Linked DNA regions of Homo sapiens: region 1 is linked to region 2. A link is a loop called in an ENCODE intact Hi-C map of the cell type or tissue named here. Cell type or tissue: IMR-90. All regions are shown on one strand. Links, peaks and the distances in the headings refer to the core of each region. The heading gives the core; the rest is flanking DNA.

The links. A loop is a pair of places that touch in the nucleus more often than their neighbours do. Peaks named below come from ENCODE experiments on the same cell type or tissue, not always from the same donor. Only the 100,000 strongest peaks of a DNase experiment are listed, where the experiment ranks them.
Region 1: a loop joins it to region 2, with 2.2 times the contacts of the local background. A loop is called at or near these places in 1 of 110 quality-filtered maps.

Annotation. Positions count from the first base shown.
Region 1 is chr6:110,217,649-110,228,522 of GRCh38, forward strand. It overlaps CDC40 (cell division cycle 40), which reads left to right. Exons shown (of 15, transcript NM_015891.3): 10 at 54-155; 11 at 1,716-1,831; 12 at 2,088-2,221; 13 at 8,519-8,595. Among named protein-coding and RNA genes, the nearest start is that of CDC40, 43 kb to the left of the region's middle. In IMR-90, for the core only: no CTCF peak of the experiment used is centred there; no DNase peak of the experiment used is centred there; H3K27ac peaks cover 599 bases.
Region 2 is chr6:110,321,274-110,332,147 of GRCh38, forward strand. METTL24 (methyltransferase like 24) reads right to left here. Exons shown (of 5, transcript NM_001123364.3): 2 at 1,501-1,599. Among named protein-coding and RNA genes, the nearest start is that of METTL24, 32 kb to the right of the region's middle. RefSeq lists enhancers at 1,567-2,174, 8,827-9,327. In IMR-90, for the core only: no CTCF peak of the experiment used is centred there; a DNase peak (open chromatin) is centred at 4,128; H3K27ac peaks cover 1,888 bases.

The sequences.
Region 1 (10,874 bases), core at 2,235-7,234, 100 kb before region 2:
AGAAGATATATGATACTTCACCTCATTGCTGTTTCTGTTGACTCCACCTTTAGGTCACAGTAAGGCTGTTAGGGATATCTGCTTCAATACTGCAGGAACACAGTTCCTCAGTGCAGCCTATGACAGGTATCTTAAGCTCTGGGACACTGAGACAGGTAAGAGTTCACTTATGCTAATACACATTCATCTTACAAGTTATTTATATTTGAAATGGTGTGAGTAGTCTTTTGTGGCAAAATGGCACCTTCTCTAACTGCTGATTCTCATACCATTCACTGTCAGCAAATATCACAAAATACATTTGTAAGTCGAAACTGAGCATGAGTAGCTCTTTCACTGTGAAACTTGTTTCCACCAGATAGATTTTATAAAGCAAACGTACTGACAAATAAGCAAAGTGGAAATCTTGTATAGGCCATCTAATTGATTTTTTTGTTCCCCTACATCACCTAGCACTGTGCATTGCACATAACAGAAGTGCAATAAATGTCTAATGAACAAAATTAAATGTATTTGCGCAAATTGATTAAAATGTAGGTCTCAACTTTCACAGGCCAGTTGGTTTTATATATTCACAGCCATACTAATTGCTGTTTATTAATTGATTCACATTAATATGTTGTGGCTAGTATAATTTTATGTAATTATAAAAATTATCTTACTATCTTATTGTCTTACTGTCATTACCCTTACTGCATCTGAAGGGTAATGATAATAGTTAATGTTTATTAAACATCATTTAACAGGCATAATTGCTAAGCACTGATATTCAGTGTCTCCTTCAATCTTAATTTATCCCTATGAGGTAAGTACTATTATTATATTATAGATAAGGAAACTGAGGCTTAAAGAGCTAACTTTTTCAGGGTCACACAGCTAATAAGTAGCAGACTTGGGTTCAAACGAAGCTCTCTCTGATGCCAAAGCCCATATTCTTCAGCACTTTAGCAGTGGTTCTCAATTCTGGCCACACATTGTAATCATCTGAAGAGCTTTAATATTACTGATGCCTGAGTCCTACCTTCAAAGGTATTTATATAATTGGTATGGCTATAGACTAGATGATTGTACTGTGTAGCCAAGGCTGAGAGACTACTATTTTGCAGATTCTTTTAAAAATCAAGATAAAATACACATACAGTAAAATGTATGAAGTGCCTAAATATTCAGTGATTTTTTTTTTTTTTTTTTTGGTAAACATATCTATGCAGTTGTCTACCACAAAGATCAAGATCTAGAACATTTGCGGCACTCAGTAAAGGTTTCTTATGCCCTTTTCCAGTCTGTGCCCACTGCCAGTAACCATAGTAACCACTTTTGTCATCATTTTCCTCTTCATTTTTCCTCTTCTTAAACTTCTTATAAACGAAATCATACCATTTTTTCTCTTTTGTTTCTAGCTCCAGCATAATATCTGAGATTCCCTCATGGCTTGTACCAGTAGTTTGTTCTTTTTTATTGCTTGCACTATTCCATTATATGAATGAAGTTATAATTTATTTATTCTACAATTGGTAGTACCGATTTACTTTTGAAAAAATTATTTTTAATCATTAAAAATCTGTGAAAAAGAACAAATGTAGTTTACAGTAAAGAGCAAGCAGGCAGCCCTTCCTCAAAATGTATTAAGCAGGTGACCTCTAGATCTTAATCTCACAGTCATCTTTAAGTGGTCAAATTTATTTTACCTATTTAATTTGAGTCTTTGGTTTTAGGACAGTGTATATCAAGATTTACAAACCGAAAAGTACCTTATTGTGTCAAATTCAATCCTGATGAAGATAAGCAAAATCTCTTTGTGGCTGGGATGTCTGATAAGAAGATTGTGCAAGTAAGTCTTTCACAGTATTTTGTTAAGACTCCTAAGCTTTATGTTGTATAAGGGGATGGAATAAGTTAATAAGCTAATATTACTCATTTAATGTTTGCTACTTTTAGGGACGGCTAATGCACCATTCTTAGCAGAAAAATTTACATTTATAAAAATATCGTGTTGAAGATCTTCTCCTTCTCCACTTTCCAGAATTATGGTCTTTCATAAATCCACTCTACTTCTGTCTTTACCTTTTTTCTTGCCTGATACACAGTGGGACATTCGAAGTGGAGAAATTGTGCAGGAATATGATCGGCATTTGGGAGCTGTCAACACCATTGTTTTTGTGGATGAGAATAGGAGATTTGTGAGCACATCTGATGATAAAAGCCTAAGAGTTTGGGAATGGTGAGTTTCCATCAGTAGAAAATCTGATTTACATAAAGCAAGCAGTTAAAAATTATATAGACAAAGATGAAGCCTGATAATATGCAACCATTTGAATATTTTTTGCAACTGTGATCCTGGCTTGCCAATCAAACTGTTTTAACTATTTAAGTACTGACAATATGCAGATTAAATCCAAACATGCTACCATTTATAATCTTTGGATAGTCTTTCCAAAGGATGTGTATCTTGAGTTGTTTTTCTTATACGGATGACAGATTTGTATTTTGCTGTCTTACATTCTTTATTAGGTACCTTATTCATCTCTGTAAAATAACTGGCAAGCAGTAGGGGGACTGAGCATAAGATCATGGCCCTAGAACCACCCAAAGAAAATAGTGGTGTATATCTTAATTTTTTAAATGTCTACTTTTTATGATTTTTCAGTACTGAAAATGCCCCATGTATTAGTCTGTTTTCACACTACTGATAAAGACATACCCAAGACTGGGCAATTTACAAAAGAAAGGTTTAATGAACTTAAGTTCCACATGGCTAGGGAGGCCCCACAATCATTGATGAAGGAGAAAGGCACTTTTTTTTTTTTTTTTTTTTTTTTGAGACGGATTCTTGCTGTGCCACCCAGGCTGCAGTGGCGCAATCTCAGCTCACTGCAAGCTCCGCCTCCCGGGTTCACGCCATTGTCCTGCCTCAGCCTCCCAAGTAGCTGGGACTACAGGCGCCCGCCACCACGCCCGGCTAATTTTTTGTATTTTTTAGTAGAGATGGGGTTTCACTGTGTTAGCCAGGATGGTCTCGATTTCCTGACCTTATGATCCGCCCACCTTGGCCTCCCAAAGTGCTGGGATTACAGGCGTGAGCCACTGCACCCAGCCAGAAAGGCACTTCTTACATGGCGGCAGCAAGAGAGGGAATGAGAGCCAAGTGAAAGGGGTTTCACTTTATAAAACCATCAGATCTCATGTGACTTACTACCACGCAAGAACAGTATGGTAGAAACTGTCCCCGTGATTCAGTTATCTCCCACAGGGTCCCTCCCACAATACATGGGAATTATGGGAGTACAATTCAAGATAAGATTTGGGATGGGACACAGAACCAAACCATATCACCCCATATCATGACTCTGGTACAAATGTTTTACTTATGGAATATAGTCATATTATATTGGTTAATTGTACTTTACTAGGGAAAAAATATTTTTCTAAAGTTAAGCAATATACTAGTTTCATTACATATCATAGTGTGTTCTATAATTTAGTTGCAAAAAAAATGCTTACTAACCTTTTTGTTAAAACGAATGATTGGATGGAAGCCGCCATGTTTTTACAGTCAGTTATGAAGCACAGCTCAACCATGAGTCCTCCTAGCAAAGACTAAAAAGTGTGTCTTTCCATCCCCAGAAGCTTTTCTGCTTTAACAAGTGGAAAGCCTTGAATCACAGCCAGTGGTTTCCTCTTTATACTTAAGTCCCTTTGGGGACCTCAGCAGGTCCCTAACCATTGTCAGGACAATCTGGGTGACTGAGCATTTAATGTAATTTAATTGTAGTTTCTCCCACACTCACCACCACCACCACTATACCCCTTCAGATTATCCCCAATTAGTAGAGAGTAGTCTTAATATATAGCCCATGTTAGAGGGTACCTTACAGCTAAGATCTTTCTTAATTCAGAAATATTTTTTTACAGAGAATCTAATATGGACCCCAAGTTTTATATGAGCCACCTTAGATCACTTGCACAAACTCTGGATGCATATACATGTTCTGTTTTGTTTTATATACTTTAACAGGTTGATCATACTCAAACTTTCTGATGTTTCTACCTTCAGATATTTTCAATTTTAAATATAGAGTGGTATAAAAGAAGTTGGTAAATATTTAAATAATTGAGCAATTACAGGGCTTAAGGACATGTGTATGTGGGTATTCTGAAGTAAAACATTGGTCAGGAAAGAATTTTTATTAAACTAGCAGATAATGTTAGTATGTTTCTTTTTTTTTTTTTTTTTCATTTCCTCTCAGATCTTAGGAAATACTCCTAAAAAGTCATGATACTGTTTTGTTACAAATGATGACATTCTTTAGATTTTACTGTAACTTGGCTGGGTGCAGTGGCTGATGCCTGTAATTCCAGCACTTTGAGAGGCTGAGTTGGGTGGATCACTTGAACCCAGGAGTTTGAGACCAGCCTGGGCAACATTGTAAAACCCCATCTCTACAAGAAATACAAAAATTAGCTAGTGTGGTGGCACAGGCCTGTAGTCCCAGCTACTCGGGAGGCTGAGGCAGGAGGATTGCTTGTGTCTGGGAGGTCAAGGCTGCCGTGGTCTATGCTTGTGCCACTGCACTCTAGCTTGGGTGACAGAGCAAGACCCCATCTTAATAAAAGAATTAAAAATTAAAAGCTGGGCACAGTGGCTCACGCCTGTAATCCCAGCACTTTGAGAGGCCGAGGCAGGCGGATCACGAAGTCAGGAGTTCAAGGCCAGCCTGGCCAACATGGTAAAACCCCGTCTGTACTAAAAATACAAAAATTAGCTGGGCGTGGTGGCAGGCGCGTGTAATCCCAGCTACTTGGGAGGCTGAGGCAGGAGAATCGCTTGAACCCGGGAGGTGGAGGTTGCAGTGAGCTGAGATCATGCCATTGCACTCCAGCCTGGGTGACAGAGTGAGACTCCATCTCAAAAACAAAAAAAACAAACAACAACAACAAAAAACAGTTTTCAGTTTAACCCTTACTATGAGAGCCTTCCTGACCAGCCCACAGATGAGATTAGGTGCCTCCTCTCCATCGTCCCACACTGTCATTGGCTTTCCACAGTTTTTAGCATACTTCAAGTACTTGTTTATTTGTTCTCTTTCCTGACAAGTTCTTAACCATGAGAGAAAGAACAGTGTGAGTCATGCTTACTGTCTGTTCCCAGCACAGTGCCTGGCACACAATAGTGCTGAATCTGTAAAGAAGTCATTATTGGTGTAATTATCAATGATGTTACACTGATTGAGCTCTTTCTATATGCCAGTCACTATCCTAAGCATTTCACGTGAACTATCTGATTTAGTGTGCAAAGCAATCTTATAAGATAGGTACATTTGTTATTCCCATTTTATGTATAAGGAAATAAGATAGTTTAAGTAATTTGCCCAAGGTTATACAGGACACGAAAGGGCCAGAGTTCACACTCTGATCAAACTGATTCCAAAGCTTGTTTTTGTTTTTTGTTTTTAAGAGACAGGATCTCACTCTGTTGCCTAGACTAGAATGTAGTGGTGCAGTCATTGCTCACTGCAGCCTTGAACTCCTGGGCTCAAGCGATCGTCCTGCCTTAGACTCCTGAGTGACTAGGACTACAGGTGCGTGCCACCACGCCTGGCTAATTTTTAAATTTTTTGTAAGAATAGGGTCTCACTCTGTTTGCTGGGCTGGTCACAAACTCCTGGCCTCACAAAGCTTGAATTCTTGATCATATGAATGGATGGTTAGATGAATGAGGGGACTGGTAAGGAGAGAAGGTATTAATTAATAACTTGTATTTGATTTGATTAGTGAGAAAGTAATAAATGTGAGGGTCTGTCCTGCTACAAAGATAAATAGGAAGCAAAACCAACTCAGGATCCCCGGAACTGTGCTTCACTGCATAAATCATCCCAAAGAGCAATTACTAGTGATACTGGCCACTTGCTTAGGAGAGGAAGGGAGGCCCTGACCTCCTCAAAGTGACAGCTGACCTCCTCTATGGGAAAATTAGCAACACTGGGGCCTTCAGACAAGTGGTGTTTGCCAAACTTTTATACTTTGTACCTGCTTAGAGTACCATAATGATAAAAGAAAACAAAGGAAACGGCTTTCTTAAATAATACTACACAAACTAACTCTTATGTTCTAAAGGAGAATAAAAGCTATATTAGATATTCAGCAACTTGTAGGGTTTTGTTTTGTTTTGTTTTGTTTTGTTTTGTTTTGTTTTGTTTTGTTTGAGACAGAGTCTCGCTCTGTCACCCAGGCTGGAGTGCAGTGGCACAATCTTGGCTCACTGCAACCTCCACCTCCTGGGTTCAAGCGATTCTCCTGCCTTAGCCTCCCGAGTAGCTGGGACTACAGTAATGCGCCACCATGCTCAGCTAATTTTTGTATTTTTAGTAGAAACGGGGTTTCACCATGTTGGCCAGGATGGTCTCGATCTCTTGACCTTGTGATCTACCCGCCTCAGCCTCCCAAAGTGCTGGGATTACACTGCACCCGGCCAACTTGTGGTATTTTAATCGACCAAATGCATGAAATATCATAGGCATGTTTTTTCCAGAAGGCATTTATTTTGGTAAAATATTTTTTAAATAAAATTTTATAGAAGTTGACACTACTGTTTATCATTTAGCTTTAAAAATTCAGACTTTTATTAGGTTTTTTTCGTGAATTCATTTTTAAACTGGAGATTATTTGCAAGATATGAGTTACTAGCTTATTATACTGAATTACAGTATCCAATTAGTGCTGTGTTTGTTTGTTTGTTTATTTATTTATTTTTGTGATGGAGTCTTGCTCTGTCACCCAGGCTAGAGTGTCAAGTACAATGGCATGATCTCGGCTCATTGCAGCCTCCACCTCCTGGCTTCAAGCAATTCTCCTGCCTCAGCCTCCCAAGTAGCTGGGATTACAGGCATGTGCCACCACACCCGGCTAATTTTTGTATTTTTAGTAGAGATGGGGTTTTGCTATGTTGGCCAGGCTGGTCTCAAACTCCTGACCTCAGGTGATCCACCCACCTTGGCCTCCCAAAGTGCTGGGATTACAGATGTGACCCACTACGCCCAGCCATGTTGTGTTTATTAAATATAACTATGCCTAGCAGGCATTTTTGCTAGAAATAATGAAGTCCACCGGGTAGTTCAAATTCTTCTTCCACAGCTCCTGGTATGAAGATTCCTTGAAATAAGGTATCCATTTGAATATTTTTGTTTACTTTTGTTAACACATTGATCAATATGAACCTGGACTATGCTTAATTTAGAAAATTCTCATGTTTTAATTCATGTTGTAAAATTATTAACCACTAACAATACGAGGAGGGAAGAAACAAGCCTTTTTTCATTTGCAGCTCTTTTTAATACTTTTGGTTCATTATAAATGTCAGTTCTCATTGGTACCATAGAGGTATAAAGGGTTGGAGATCTGACAAATGATGTTATTCCCCAGGTTATACCTGAAAATGTTTTCCTCTGACCATGACCCTGATAGAAGTTTTTTCTAGTCATTTCCTCCTTCTGCTGGATGGATGGATAAATAGAGAAAATCCTTATATTAAGGCAAATTACTATTATTTTCCAGTTAATCAAAGTATTGGAACTTGAAACAGGGTTTGAAATTGAAATTGCTGCTGTATAATCTGTGTTATTCATCAGATTACAAAAAAAATATTTCTGGTCTCATGAAAAGCAACAAGACGAAAACTCCTTTCAGAAAAGAATTTTTAGCATGGAGAATATTAAAAATGAAAAGGCACTTAGAACTTTTGATGGTTCTAAATTTAGGTGGCTACTTTTTAATTTTTTTTTCATTCTTTCATCACTCACATGAGGTTTTTTTTTTTTTTTTATGTTTTTTCTCCTTCACCAAACACATTTGAAATGCTTTACATGTAAACTGAAGATAGTCCAGGTACCAAGCATTTATTTATCATCATTTATCATCATTTCTGGATGGGCTAGATCAGCTCACAGATCCCTACAGCTTTGCCTGCCATCCACCTGCATTGCTGCAGGCTGTTTAACACTCTCACCTCCTCAAGTTAAGGTAGGCTAGCCAGTAAATAACACTTCCCCATAGGCTTACCTCAGACATCTTGCTTCACCCTACCATGGTACATTTTTAATTTAATTTTTGGTTTTATTTCAACAGCTTTTGGAGTAAAAGTGGGTTTTGGTTACATGGATGAATTATATAGTGGTGAATTCTGAGATTTTAGTGTATCCATCACCATGGTACATTATTAAAGAACTTTCTTTCAGTAACAGATTTTTTAACATAAAGGCCAAAGTTTAAATGAAATAGAAAACAAAATCACCACCACTGTTATAATGATCATGGAAAGTGATTTATGAAGTACAGGATTTACCATAAGCAGTACAGTGTCATCTTGTGATTTTTCTTCTTCCAGAAAGTTTCATGAAAGATTTATTAAATATATAATATCAAGAGTTTGCTTTTATTTGCATATTATTCCTTTGTTCCAGAGATAATTCTGAAGGTACTTTTTAAAAGTTGCTTATTCTGATATGCTATTTAAAATTTTTAGGGATATCCCTGTGGATTTCAAGTACATAGCAGAACCCAGTATGCACTCAATGCCTGCAGTGACTTTGTCTCCAAATGGTGAGTTAGTATGTAGATTGTATTTTTAAATGAGCTTCTAAGATACAGTGTGATTTCTTTATTCAAAAGAACTTTGGCCCCTTCCTTCTTGGGGAAGTTTGTCACTGTGCCATTATTTGTATAAGGTAATCTTTACAATATTAGAAAGAATTACTGGTTTTCATATGCAAGTCACCTCACCTACTTTTCTGTGTCTCTTTTTAAATAAAAATAAAAGAAACAATGATTTACAGCTAACATTGATTGAACATCAGATTTTTATTTAACAATCAGTTTTCTTTTCTTTTTTCTTTTCCCCTCCTCTCCCCTCCTCTCCTCTCCCCTCCCCTCTTTTCTTTTCTTTTCTTCTTTTCGAGACAGGGTCTCCCTTTGTTGCCCAGGCTAGTCTCAAACTCCTGGGCTCAAGTGATCTTCCCTCCTCAGCCTCCCAAGGTGCTGGGATTACAGGCCTAAGCCACTATGCCCGGCCAGAGTTTTCTTTTCTAATTCTCCTTCCAAACAGAATCACGTTCAGTAAATCATTTAATAATGATTTGGCCAAGGCAGAAGAATCACTTGAACCCAAGAGTTTGAGACTAGCCTGGGCAACATAGAGAGACCTCATCTCTACAAAATAAAATTTTAAAAATCAGCTGGCATGGTGGTGCACATTTGTAGCCCTAGCTACTTGGTCAGGCTGAGATGGGCAGTTTGGTTGAGCCAGGAGATTGACTATGATCATGTGACTGTACTCCAGCCTGGGCAACAGAGCAAGACCCTTCTCTCTAAAAAAAAAAATAGTAATAGTGATTTACTGTAAACTCTTTCAGGGGATAGGAAGTTTTGGTCTGATTCTCCATAATGAGAGAACACTTTAGCAATTCACTATAAAAGATTTTCTCAGGCAAAAATTAAGAAGATAAATCTATTTAATATTGTTTAATCCATTGTCTTTTACGTACAAGATAATTTGTGCTACAGATATACTGACAATATACTGATGTAATTATAGCTTTACATGAGAGTCTTAAAGTGGGAGTTCTGATGTTTGGGGGACCTTGTCATTGAAACCACTGTCAATTCACATAATTAACTCCAAGTGTAGGGCAAGGAAGAATTTGCTGTTCCATCAGGGCCTCTGACACAAGCAAATGGTAATAGTTGTCAAATGCTCTATCATTTTTATGAGAAGAGAAACCTAACTGAACCTTTTTTTGATCATTGCTAGATTATATACTTCGTCACTGTGCATCTATATTTCATGTAGCGTATTTTTAAACCACCTATTACAGATTTTGTGCCCATCTTGAACAAGGCCATTTACCCACTCAGGCATTATTTAAGTCTGTTTCCTTAGTAAGTAATGTTTACATGTACAGTTGGCCCTTTGTATCCATGAGCACCATATCCTGGGATTCAACCAGCACGAATCCAGAATATTCAACAAAATAAACAATAAAAAATAACAATACAACAATTAAAAACAACACAGCATAACAACTAGGTACAAAGCATTTACGTTGCATTAGGCATTATAAGTAATCGAGAGGTGATTTAATGTATACAGGAGATATGTAGGTTATATGCAAATACTATGCCATTTTATATAAGGGACTTGAGCATCTGTGAATTTTGGTATTGGGTAGGGGTGCAGATCCTGGAACCAATTCCCAACAGATACCAAGGGATGACTATATATAGGATGCAAGTATAGTCATGCATTCCTAACAACAAGGGTACTTCTGAGAAATGCAGTGTTAGGTGATTTTGTCATTTTGTGAACATCACACAGAGTACTTACACAAACCTAGATGGTATAGTCTACTTACCCTAGGCTGTATGGTATAGCCTGTTGCTCCTAGGCTTTACCCCTGTATGGCATGTTGCTGTTCTGAATAATGTAGTCAGTGGTAAGCATTTGTGTATCTAAACATAGAAAAGGTACAGTAAAATCTCAGCATAGAAAAGGTACAGTTAAAATTTAGCACTATAATCTTATGGGACCACTGTCATACGTGCGGTCCATCATTGACCAAAACATTGTTAAGTGGTGCATGACTATAGACGCTGCAGTTTAGGCTCTAGGGGCTTTGATGAATCCTAAGTAGAGAAAAGCATTGTAGCCTTTTAAAAAGTTACTATAATTTTTAATATATCTTTTTTTGTATAGTTTTATTTAATAACCCTAGGCTTTCTCACCCCTTAATCTTTCTTTATTCTGTAATTACCACAGATAAGTCTCTTTCTCCTATTTCCCATAGTTCTGTTGTCTATACTTACTATAAATTAATTTCATTTCA
Region 2 (10,874 bases), core at 1,978-6,977:
TCTCAGCCCATAGTTTCTGGGAAAGATCCAAGAGAGATCTAAAAATGACCATTTCATGCCTCAATAGCTTCTTCTAAGCAAACATGCCTTTTATAAGTTATGGAACATTAACATGAAATACATATAGAATGGAATTTGGTAGCTTGCATTACATAAATTTATTTTGGCGAGTGAAGCCCATAGTTCTCAAATCCGATTCATAAAATTAAAACCTCTTATTTTCTTCTGGAGCCTTTAAGGGCTTTTGAAAATCACAGTTAAAAGGTCCAGATTCTTATCGTTCATGTAAAATCAAACTACAAAACTAAAATTTCAGTATTTTAATTAAGTCTGCCTAAGTCCATCAAATTAATTTGCAGCAGCAAAATAAGATAAAATCATGAGAAGCACAGGGACTAATTCAACAGCCCATCACTCATGATTAATTCAACAAGCTTTTACGTCCATGTTTGGGTGACAAATACTAAAATTCCTATGATTGTCTCACTGCATTATATGATAAATGAGACTTTCTTTTACCCCTAAACTAACTAACCTCCTAAAGATCTGGAAATATATTCTCTCCTACGGAGGAAAAGCGCTTTGCTGCCAGAGAGGCTGGGGAGGAGAACAGGGATGTCAAGAGTGGGCTTGAGGGAGATTCTAAAAATCCAGGATCCCCCGTGCAGCACCAGCTCCACTGTGCAGCTTCCTGAGTGGGCCTCTGTGCAGCTCACAGGCAGTCTGAGCTGCTAATTTGCTAGCACCTCTCAGTTCAGGGCTAAATTTCCCTTGGGCCTTGATTTCCTTTTCTGTCTCTCTTTCCCCCTGGGATCAGGCAACTTGAGAATGGAACCTTCTGATTAACATGTCAAGAGCCATAGACTGTCTTAATGGACAGTCTCTTTGCCTGCTCGGGGCACTGGCTCAGCCTGGAGCTGGGCAGGAACTACCACAATGTGTTAAGTCACTAATAAAGGCCCGTGCTCAGTAATGATTTCAAGTGCTCTGAGATAGAGAGCCTTTGGATTCATTAACTCCTCAGCACACTGCCTGCAAAGCCTCCTCTGCTCTCTTGCCTAGCACATCCCTGGCTGCCAAGCATCTGTGACAGAAGAGTGGAAAGGCAAGTTCCTCCAAATACAAAATGGTGCTTGAACCTCTAGATGATGGTTTTGTTTTGTGACATACTCGACTGCCTACTCACGGGGACCAATCTGTCATTTCAAATGGTTTTCCAAAGCAATTTTCTAAAGTGGATCTTTAAAACACTTTGGGATGAATCATTTAAACATTTCAGGTTGGTGACACTCTTGGAGGAAGGAACATGCCCTAGCAAATGGAAGGTATCTTATCTGCCTCCAAGTGAGTGGATGAGTTTAAGCAACAATGCCTCTGAACACACTTCCCCATCAAGTCCTCATCAGGAGTCGCTGAGAACCTCCCCCACCTCCTTCTTTCAAAAGAGGCAATCAGGATCTTTCACATTCTTCTCTAACTTCTTTGAGCCTGAAACACAACCTGGGTGGTGCTGATATATCTCAGGAACCTCCAGGCTTCTTCATCCAGGGACTGAGCAGAGCCTGCCCAAGGCTGGAGATCTATATGCCACCGGGGACCCTGCAAGAGACAGAAAACATAGGTTGTGTGTAAGGAAGAGGAACTGGGTGGGAGGAGAAGGACACAGTATCAGAGAGGAAGCAAGGCTGCTTTGGCTGTCAGCAAAACACACACATATGCACACAGGCAGCAGGAGGCTCTTTGCGAGCTGCTGTCATTAAGGCCACATCAGTCGCAGGGAGACAAATGAGGCCGGAGACAGCACAACTCCCAGGTTGGGGAATTTGCAGGAGAATGCAAAGGCCCCAGGACTGTCTGACTCTGCATGTATGATCAAAGGCAAACTCCACTTGACCCCATTGGGCTCTCCCTTAACTGCAGCTTATTTTATATGAGGCTGTGCTCCTCCGGGAAAAGAAACTCCCTTATCGACGACAGTCTCCCAAAGCTTAGAGCTTCAAGAATATGTGCCTCTCTAAACAAAGCACCATAATGCTGGGGGCTTGTCTTTGTTCTGGGCATTTGTTTATCTTCCTCAGTGCAGGGAGATGGGACCACGGCCCTTGGCTGCTGGGACCCTGCACAGGCAGAGCGAGGACCCCAGAACTGTCATCACCAGGGCTGGGGAGGGTGGCTTTCTAGCACTGTGAGGCAGCCACCACCTGTTAGCAGAGGTTACGAGGTGCTCCCAAGAACAGAGTGGTTAAGGATGACCCGCTCAGCCCCCTTTTGTAGCAAGGATGGGTGGATGAAGGGTTGGGGGAATGCAATGGTCTGGAGGAAACAAAAATGGTAGCCCCTCCAGTAAAAAGGGGGCACTAGTCAGGAAATCCTTATTAGAGCTCAAAACTCCCACCTATAGTTGTCAACACCAAGAGACCTCCAGGAGGTTTGCTGCAATTCCCAGGGGTGGGGACGGCTCGTGCAGGGTAGGGAAGGGCTGGGGGAAGGGAGAGCTCCAGCAGCTGGCGGGGTCAATGTCTAGTGCCAGGAAAGGCTTTGGGCGTCATAGCATAGGTTTCCTGCAGTGTAGTGAGAATGGGCCCCTAAACCCCTTTTTATATGGTGAGGAAGTAGGCAGGGGAGGGTTCTGGGGGCAAGATAAAGGGATCATTCACATATACACAGTGTTCTCCAGTCAGGTACTGTGGTGGGAACTCTCAGCACCCAAGAAAGAAACATCTAGACAGGCCAGCCGTGAGATGCTTTAGTACAAATGTGGTTTGTTGCCCCTAGATGGGGTGGCCTAGGTGACTCGGGGTTACATAGAAAACAGGAAAGTAGTGGGGAACAAGGTTAGTCTATGTGAAGCCAGACGGTCTGGGTTTGGGGAAGAGGAATCCATTCTCACTTGGGCGTCTGAGATCAATACCAGCGCTTTGGAAGTGATCAAGGGTTATTCAGTTTTGGCATTATTAGACACACATCATTGCAGAATCCCTGTAGAGCCCACAGTCTCACATCCCCACAGCCTGTACTACCCTTGTGGGGGCTGAGCCTCACGCAGTCCCTCTAGATTGAAGGAGGCCTCCCTGGTTTCCCGCAGACTGCCTCTTTTTTCAGGAACCCATAGGGCAGGGCCAGCTGTATGGGCATGCAACCTGTGCAGTCTTAGGAGGCCATGCTCAGTTTAATGCTCTGCTGATGCTGTCTCGAAATTCTTAGTAATTTTATTATTTTTTTTATTACTGCTCCTTGCAGAGCAGGGCTAACTCACAGGCAGTGTGCCTAGAGTCAGTCAAAATTCTTAAAAATTTTTGAACAAAAGGCCCTGCATTTCATTTTATACTGGGCCCACGAATCATGTAGCCAGTCTTCCCTGAGGGACACCTTCTGAAAGAACAGCCTTTTCTTGTAGCTCTTCTTGTTCTGTGCAGGCTGAGCAGGCAGAGACTCTAGTAAGAGAGCTGGAGAACATTAAGTCATACATCTTTCCAGTTAATGCCTCCCACACCCTCATTTCTTTTTTCCTTCTCTGAATTCGATGTTGATTACCATTTGGTCAAACAATATTTATTGAGCCTTAGCCACTCTGTGCCAGGCACTGGTAAATAGAGATATGACTAAAACCCAGGCTCTCCCAAGAGGCACTCATGGTCAGGTGGGGGAGACAGATATGTACAAAATAACTTCGATAGTAAAATGCTAAAATATTCAGGAGAGTTGTTCTCTTTAGGAAATTATTCGATTCTGAAATCATAAATTATCAACACATTTAAACACAAATGCCTCCAGTCCTGCTTGGTCACATTGACAGAGTGAGTGCTTCCCAGGTTGCTGCAGCAGCCAGCACAGCAATATGATGTCCCAGGAGCACTCAGCTAGGCCCGGGGTTTAAAACCTCCCACTTCACTGTCATGGACCACTCACAAGGGCCCCGAGCATCTGGCCCAGGAGTCCCTGGATGAAAATGATGAAGTTCACATGTTATGGTTTTCCTCAAAATCAGGAGTTGGAAAATCTTTTCTATAATGGGTCAAATAGCCAATGTTTTAGACTTTGCAGGCCACACAGTTTCTGTTGCAACTCTTTGCCTCCTGTTGTAGCTCAAAAGCAGCCATAGACAGTAAGTAAACAAATGGTTATGGCTGTCTTCCAATAAAGCTCCATTTACACAAACAGGCAGCAGGCTGGATTGGGCCTGCAAGCTGTAGTTTGCTGACTCCTGCTCCAGCTGATCCTAATTCAGAGGTAGGCTGGCCTAAAAGGGGGGGTTGACTGAAATAATGCAAGGGAGACAGACTATGATGTTGTTGGGGCTCAGAATATGATTTCCCAAAGTCTTGTGCTTTGGCATGGTATGAACTTTAAAGTGTTGTAGGACTTTCTCCTTAGTTCAGGTAAAATGGGGTCTTTGTCAGATGACCATGAGAGACTGGGCTCACAGACACTTTGAAGGGTGAGAAAAATGGAATTTACTGGGCAAAAAGGAAAAAAGAGAAACAGGGACTCTCAGCAAAGCAAAAGTTCTGCTAGCTGGCTTCCTGCCTCACAGATTGAATCCCAGTTTCCACCCCAGAAGAGGAGAGGCCAGGCTCCTCCCCACTGCAAATGGTGCAAACTTCCCAGGGGCTCTGGCCCGTTGTGCATTCCTCCCAGTGCACAGGCTGGTCAGAGTTTCTCTGGGGTCCCCTTTATACTTGACTGTCTCAAAAAGACACTGGATGGGCCTCAAAGGCGAGTTCTCTCTGACCTTCTGTGGCCCTCCTGTCTCTCACTCCTCTTTCTTCCCCAAAGTGAGTTCTAGAAACCAGAATTCCTCTTCCGCAAGGCAGGTGAGAGAAACTGGAGACCCTCTTCCCAAAGCAAGCCATAAAATCTACAAAGGTCACTCTCTCCCTTCTCCCCAAATACCTTTGTTCCAGAGGGATCTTGCCCCATACCCAGGAGGAAGAAACACTACACAGAGAGACCAAGAGGAAGCTGAACAGACAGGCCTTGCTGGGGTTCCCCGCTCAGTCTATTACCATTACATCAGACCCTTTTGTCCAATCACACTTCCACGTAGCTGTCCATCTTCATGGAACCTAAGCATTAAAATAGATCATTTTCCCTGCATCTCTAGGTCTTCATTTCTGAAGGCTTCCATGTCATGTAAAACTTTGATTAAATAAATGTGTTATGCTTTTCTCTTGTTCACCTGTCTTTTGTTAAGAGTGTTGGCCGTATGCTTATGGTGAGTGAGGAAAGGTATTACACCTAGATTATAACCAATGTTGTTAACTGGGTGACTTGGGCAATCAGTCAGGGACCCAGCAGGATCCAGTGGGCTCATTCAAACTGGCTAATTTGAGAGAATTTAACAAAAAGTCTATTTACAAAGGTGTGGGCAGGGCTTAAGGAAACCAATAAAGAATAAATAATGCAATACCTGTGTCTGGTAACACCGGAGAGCCCTTACAAGTCTAAAGGGAACTATATGGAGAAGTCTGTAGTACAGGAATACAGCCAATCCTATTACATACTCCACCCTGTCTGCCCCACCCACCAATCTCCTGCCTCCTGTTGGCCAAACTCAAAGGGAAAGCAGGGAAGACTGAGGCTGTGCTTGGTCCCTGCAGGTCAGCCTCCCGGGGTGGAGCAGGGTGGAGGTTGGGCCAGCAGGGGCAAATGGAAGGCTTCTTGTTCCAGCATTCTTTGGAAAGAGGCAGTGAGACTTGACCAAGGAGTCATTCATTCATTCAGTGGGCATTTGTGCCACATGCCAGGCTCTGTGTCACAATTTAATATAGGCCACAGCTGTGTAAACCAATAAATGCCATAACGGTTATAGGGGCTCTGACAGAGATCTCTACAGGGTACACTGGGGGCACAAAAAGGTACAGCGCCTGAGTATTACTCCAAAATAAATGACTGAAAATACAAAGGCAGAGCATGGGAAGCAGTCTCCACTACTAGAAGCCCAAAAGCACATCAAAGGTCTTTCCAGCATTATTAAAGACATCTTAAACACAGTAGCAGCATTTAACCTGAGCTAACATACAAAAGTAACTTCACAGATCAATAATTTAGAATCCATATGGTAAATCAATATGGTGAAACTATAGAATGATCTTAAGGGTCCACAAATAGTATTCTTCTTGCAACCTAATATTTTTCATTTCCAACTGAGTGTTGACCACAAAGAAGCTAAGCACAGCAGCTGGAACAGTGAATAATGTTAAGTTGAGGAGTCTCAGATGGGGATATAATAGAAACACCGCAAATAGATGCCCTCAGAAGTGCTCTGGCTTAATGCTTTGGTTGAGCTGTTTAAAAAACATTTCACATAAAGCAATGTTCTTATTGGAATCAGTCTGACAGCAGTTTGTGATTATTTCCCCATGGAAACCGCTAGCTTTTATCATCTCTTTCAATTATCATTTGTCTTAATTCTCTAGTGTATACATCAACATTTGTCCTTCCCAAATTCCCACAAAGAGAATTCTCTGAGCACCTTAAAACGTCAATGGCAGGTTAAATAGAAAAGGACAAAAATCATCTTTCCCTTTTTAAAACCTCTTTTTAATCATTGTGATTTTACTCCAAACAATTCCCTAAATGCCAGGGTACATTAAATGCCTATCATCCACGTGTTTCAAATATCAAGTGGCCATAACAACGCCACCCCTATTGCTCCCAGGAGGTGGGAACGTGGATTCCCAATCCTGCCTGCCACCTGTACTTCCTCTTCAGACAGGTAAAGCAGCAGCTTAAGCAGAGGTGGCTGGAAATAACATCATTTTGGATTGGTCTGTTTGTCTGTCCCCAGGAGGCCTGAGCTGAAATGTCAAATGAGGTATTACAATGAGTTGCCACAGAGAAGCAGCTTTGTTCCTGAGCTCCTGCAGGAGTGGGGACCCCCTCTATTTCTAAACCACCAGGGCATTCATACAGAGGGGCCTGCCCCACCTCAGACAAGCATTTCTCAGGGCAGGCGTGGTCCTGATTTCCAATGTAAGGAAGCAGCCTCCTTTCAGTTTTGCAAAGGCCTTATCTGGCACCTTGTCCAGACAATGTGCATTGAAAAGTGAGCAGGCTTCTTCTAATGAGAGGCAAATGTTTTCATTACTAGAGAAAAATTCCAAAAATTCAGATTAAGGACAGCAGAAGATTCCATACGCAACTAGTTCATGTTATTTAGTGGCTATTTTGCAGATATCTGAGATTCTACTTCCCGAAGGGTAAAAAGTGATCACTGAGTCATTCAGTGCATGGAGATAATGGATTTGACTCAAAAAGACTGCAACAAGCACAGCCATGAGGCTTTGGGATATTTTTGTCATTTGTGATCTCAGCATAAAGTTTTGTTTCTTGAAAAAAAGAAAGTGATTCTCTCAAGCCATGAAGCTGAATTCCAAGATTTTACTCCTAAAAGATAATGCCAAAAAAAGGGAATATTTTAAAATACTCCTTTGCCTACCAGCTTACACTCATGTACATAATAGAAATATATTAATTCAAGACCATGTAGCATTTAAAAAATTTACAGGAAAAAAAGCAGGCCCACTCATGACCTAGAAAAGAGAGCTATCGATTCTGTGTTATGCAAAAGCTTTCTTTGTTGTAAAATTTGGAATAACAGCTTCCTCCTTCACAGACCATATCCTCACACCCATGAATGACCTTAGGCAGCCCATGAAGAAATTACCAAAAAATGGTGCCACCATCAGCTTGACAAGCATGTTTCTACATTTTTTGTATAAAATAAACCAAAAGGATGCTTCTAATGCCCCATTCCTCTGTGTTTCAAGGCTACAGTCCTTTGGAGGATGAAATTATATGATGACTAATGTAAATGATCAGTTTCTTTATCACAATAGATAACTGATAGAGTGTTTGGGATATTTTTTATAAAGTCTCAATACTCCCAAATGCATGTTCCCACCCCAGTGAGCTCCTGAAGGGTTTTAAAACCAGCAGTTTTCTGCTGGGAAAGATGGCTAACCATCAATTCTGTGCATCACAGTTGTGTGCGTGGAAATGAACAAGGAACTAGGTTGTGAGTCCTCGACTCCAACTCAGCAATAAAGTGAGTGTGTGTTGATGTGTTGACGATGGAGAAGCCTAAGCTTTCTGGGAGAAACAAATCCAAAACAAGTAAAATAGATTTATTTAGCAATTTTGCTGCAATTTTGTGCTAATTAAGAGCATCTGTTAGTGGGCAGGAAACAATGACTGAAGGAAACTGTTTATTCCTTTTTAGAGGGGGTGGGGGTGGGAGTAGTTGGGGGAGGGAGAGGCACAAAATGGTATCTGGACAGAACATGACTCTAGCCCTGGCTGAGGCTGTGAGCACTGCCGTTACGTTTCTGTAACGCCCTCAGTGTGTGCCCAGCGCTTCTGAAGGCTGCGAGGGGAGTGCCGGGTGCAGTTTCACGTGCCTTCCCCTCAGCCTTCTCCTGTAATTGGCCTGTTTCTCAGACCCGGCCCTGCTTCAGAAAGAGCAAGAATCAGTTATACATTGTGCAGTGATGTTTAAAATTCAGGTAACCCATGCAAAAATTTCATTTAAAAACAAAGGATCTCAGTTTCCGTTCTGGGTAAGCACACTCCCACCCCGCGCCTCCCACGGAATGCAGCAGTAAAACCTGGACAGAATGCACAGAGCGGTTATTTGAGGAATCTGAAAAGTAAACAGTAGCAGGCAGATTGGAGAAGAAGACCAGAATTCAAAGTACCTCGAAACTAGAAGCCAGGTCACCATTGCTTTTCCTTCTGGTGTCCTGCCCGCCCTACTCTAGGCTGCCTGGCACCGGTGGTGGGCACTGGCGCAGCCAGGAAGCACCAGGAGCAGCCCCGCAGTTCAGGCTCCAGGAGGCGGGGCGTCTCCCGATGCTCAGGGATAGTAGAGGAAATCCTCACTTTTCCTCCTTTTTTTTCCTTTCTCCGTTCTTGCAAGTAATCCCACTAAGATGGTAGAAGCCACAGTGGGGGCCTGAAGGCACCTAGAACTCTGCGAAAACGGAAGTTTCCTCTCCTCTCTGAGGCAGTGGACCCCAGAGAGTGGGGTGAATCCTCATTGACTATGTCTGTCTCTCTCTTCCCGCAGCTTGGCCTTGGACTCAGGCACAGTCACAGGAAGTGTGAAGCAGAGCGTAGGCAAAGCAGGGGTAAAAGCCCAAACTTTCTGGTCATAGATTCAAAAACCGTAGGGAACTGGATAATACTGGGGAAACTGGGGAGAAGGAGTAGCTTGGGAAGGCAGCCCCATTAACGGATTTGTAAAGCACCTGGGCTCACTCTAGAACTGTGCATGTGTGGATCTGATCCTGCCTGGCACAGCAAAGACTGAGAACTGAGCTAATAGATGGACCTCTGGAGCTAACAGACAGACAGACCTCTGCCCAAGCCCCAGACTGGCCTGGGCATACATGGGATACACATGGGACAGAGGTGAAACCCCTACCAAGCCTTTGAAAACAGAGCTGACATGGAAATTACAACCCACAGGAGGCTGGTGGGAACTTGAGGCCTGGACCCAACCAGGATAACTGCCTGTTAAAACAAATATATCGACATTATCCACAGTATTTAAACAAAACTCGGCCTTATAATATTCAAATTTTCAGGATACAGTCCCAAACTACTAAGCATATGAAGAATCAGGAAAATCCCAACTTATGTGGGAAAAAGACAATCAGCAGATGCCAATGTAGGCCTGATACAGATGTTGAAATTTTTGGCAAAGACTTAAGAGCAACATTTACAAAATAATCCATGAAGTAAAGGTGGACATGCTTGAAACCAAGGGCAAGATAGAAAGTCTCAGCAAAGAAATAGGAAGCATAGGGAGCCAAATGGAAATTCCAGAACAGAAAATACAATAACTGAAATAAAATCTCAGGGGATGAATTCAATAGCAGAAAGAATTTGACACAAGAAAGAGCCAGTGAACTTGAAGACAGATCAATAGAAAGTATCCAATGTGAAAAACAGAGAGAAAAATTATTGTGGGCAGGGGGGAAAGAGCCTTGGGGACCTGTGCAGCAATACCAAGTGGTCTAGCATTCATGTCACTGATATTCCAGAGGAGGGGAAGAAAGAATGCAGTGCAGGAAAAAAAAAAATTAAAGAAATAATGAGGCCAGGCACGATGGCACACACCTGCAGTCCCAGCCCTTTGGGAGGCTGAGGCGGGCAGATCACTTCAGCTCAGGAGTTCAAGGCCAGCCTGGGCAACATGGCGAGACCCTGTCTCTACAAAAATATAAAAATTAGCTAGGCATGGTAGTAAATCCCAGCTGTAATCCCAGCTACTCTGGTGGCTGAGGTGAGAGGATTGCTTGAGACTGGGAGGTCAAGGCTGCAGTGAGTCATGCTGTGCCACTGCACTCCAGCCTGTCTGACAAAGTGAGACCCTGCCTCAAAAAAAAAAAAAAAAAAAAAGGAAGAAAGAATGACTGAAAGACCCCCCAAATATGATGGAAAATATAGCCTAAAGATTCAAGAAGCTTTGCAAACCCCTCAGAGGAAAACTCGAAGAATTCCACACCTTTATGTGTCATAAGCAAAGTGCTGGATATTAAAGACAACAACAATAAAAAACTGAGCCTCTGCTAATCTTGTGACAGACCCAGTAGTGGGCCAGGGTCAAAACAACAAGGTGAGAACGGGCAGAGCCAGCCCGTCCCATAGGAGCCTCTTCCCCTCAGGCCCCCTCCCTGTCAAGACCCAGCTCTCTCTCTCTGCAAGCCCATCTGCTAAATGTCTCTGGCAGCAGACAGCAGGCATGCTGAAATTCAAATCCAGAGCGCCAATCTGCCGCCTCTGCAGCATGACACAGAGGGTAGGCTGGGAGGCAGGGGAGCCAGAAATCAAATCAGCTCTGACAAGAAAAAATGCATTATAATTCA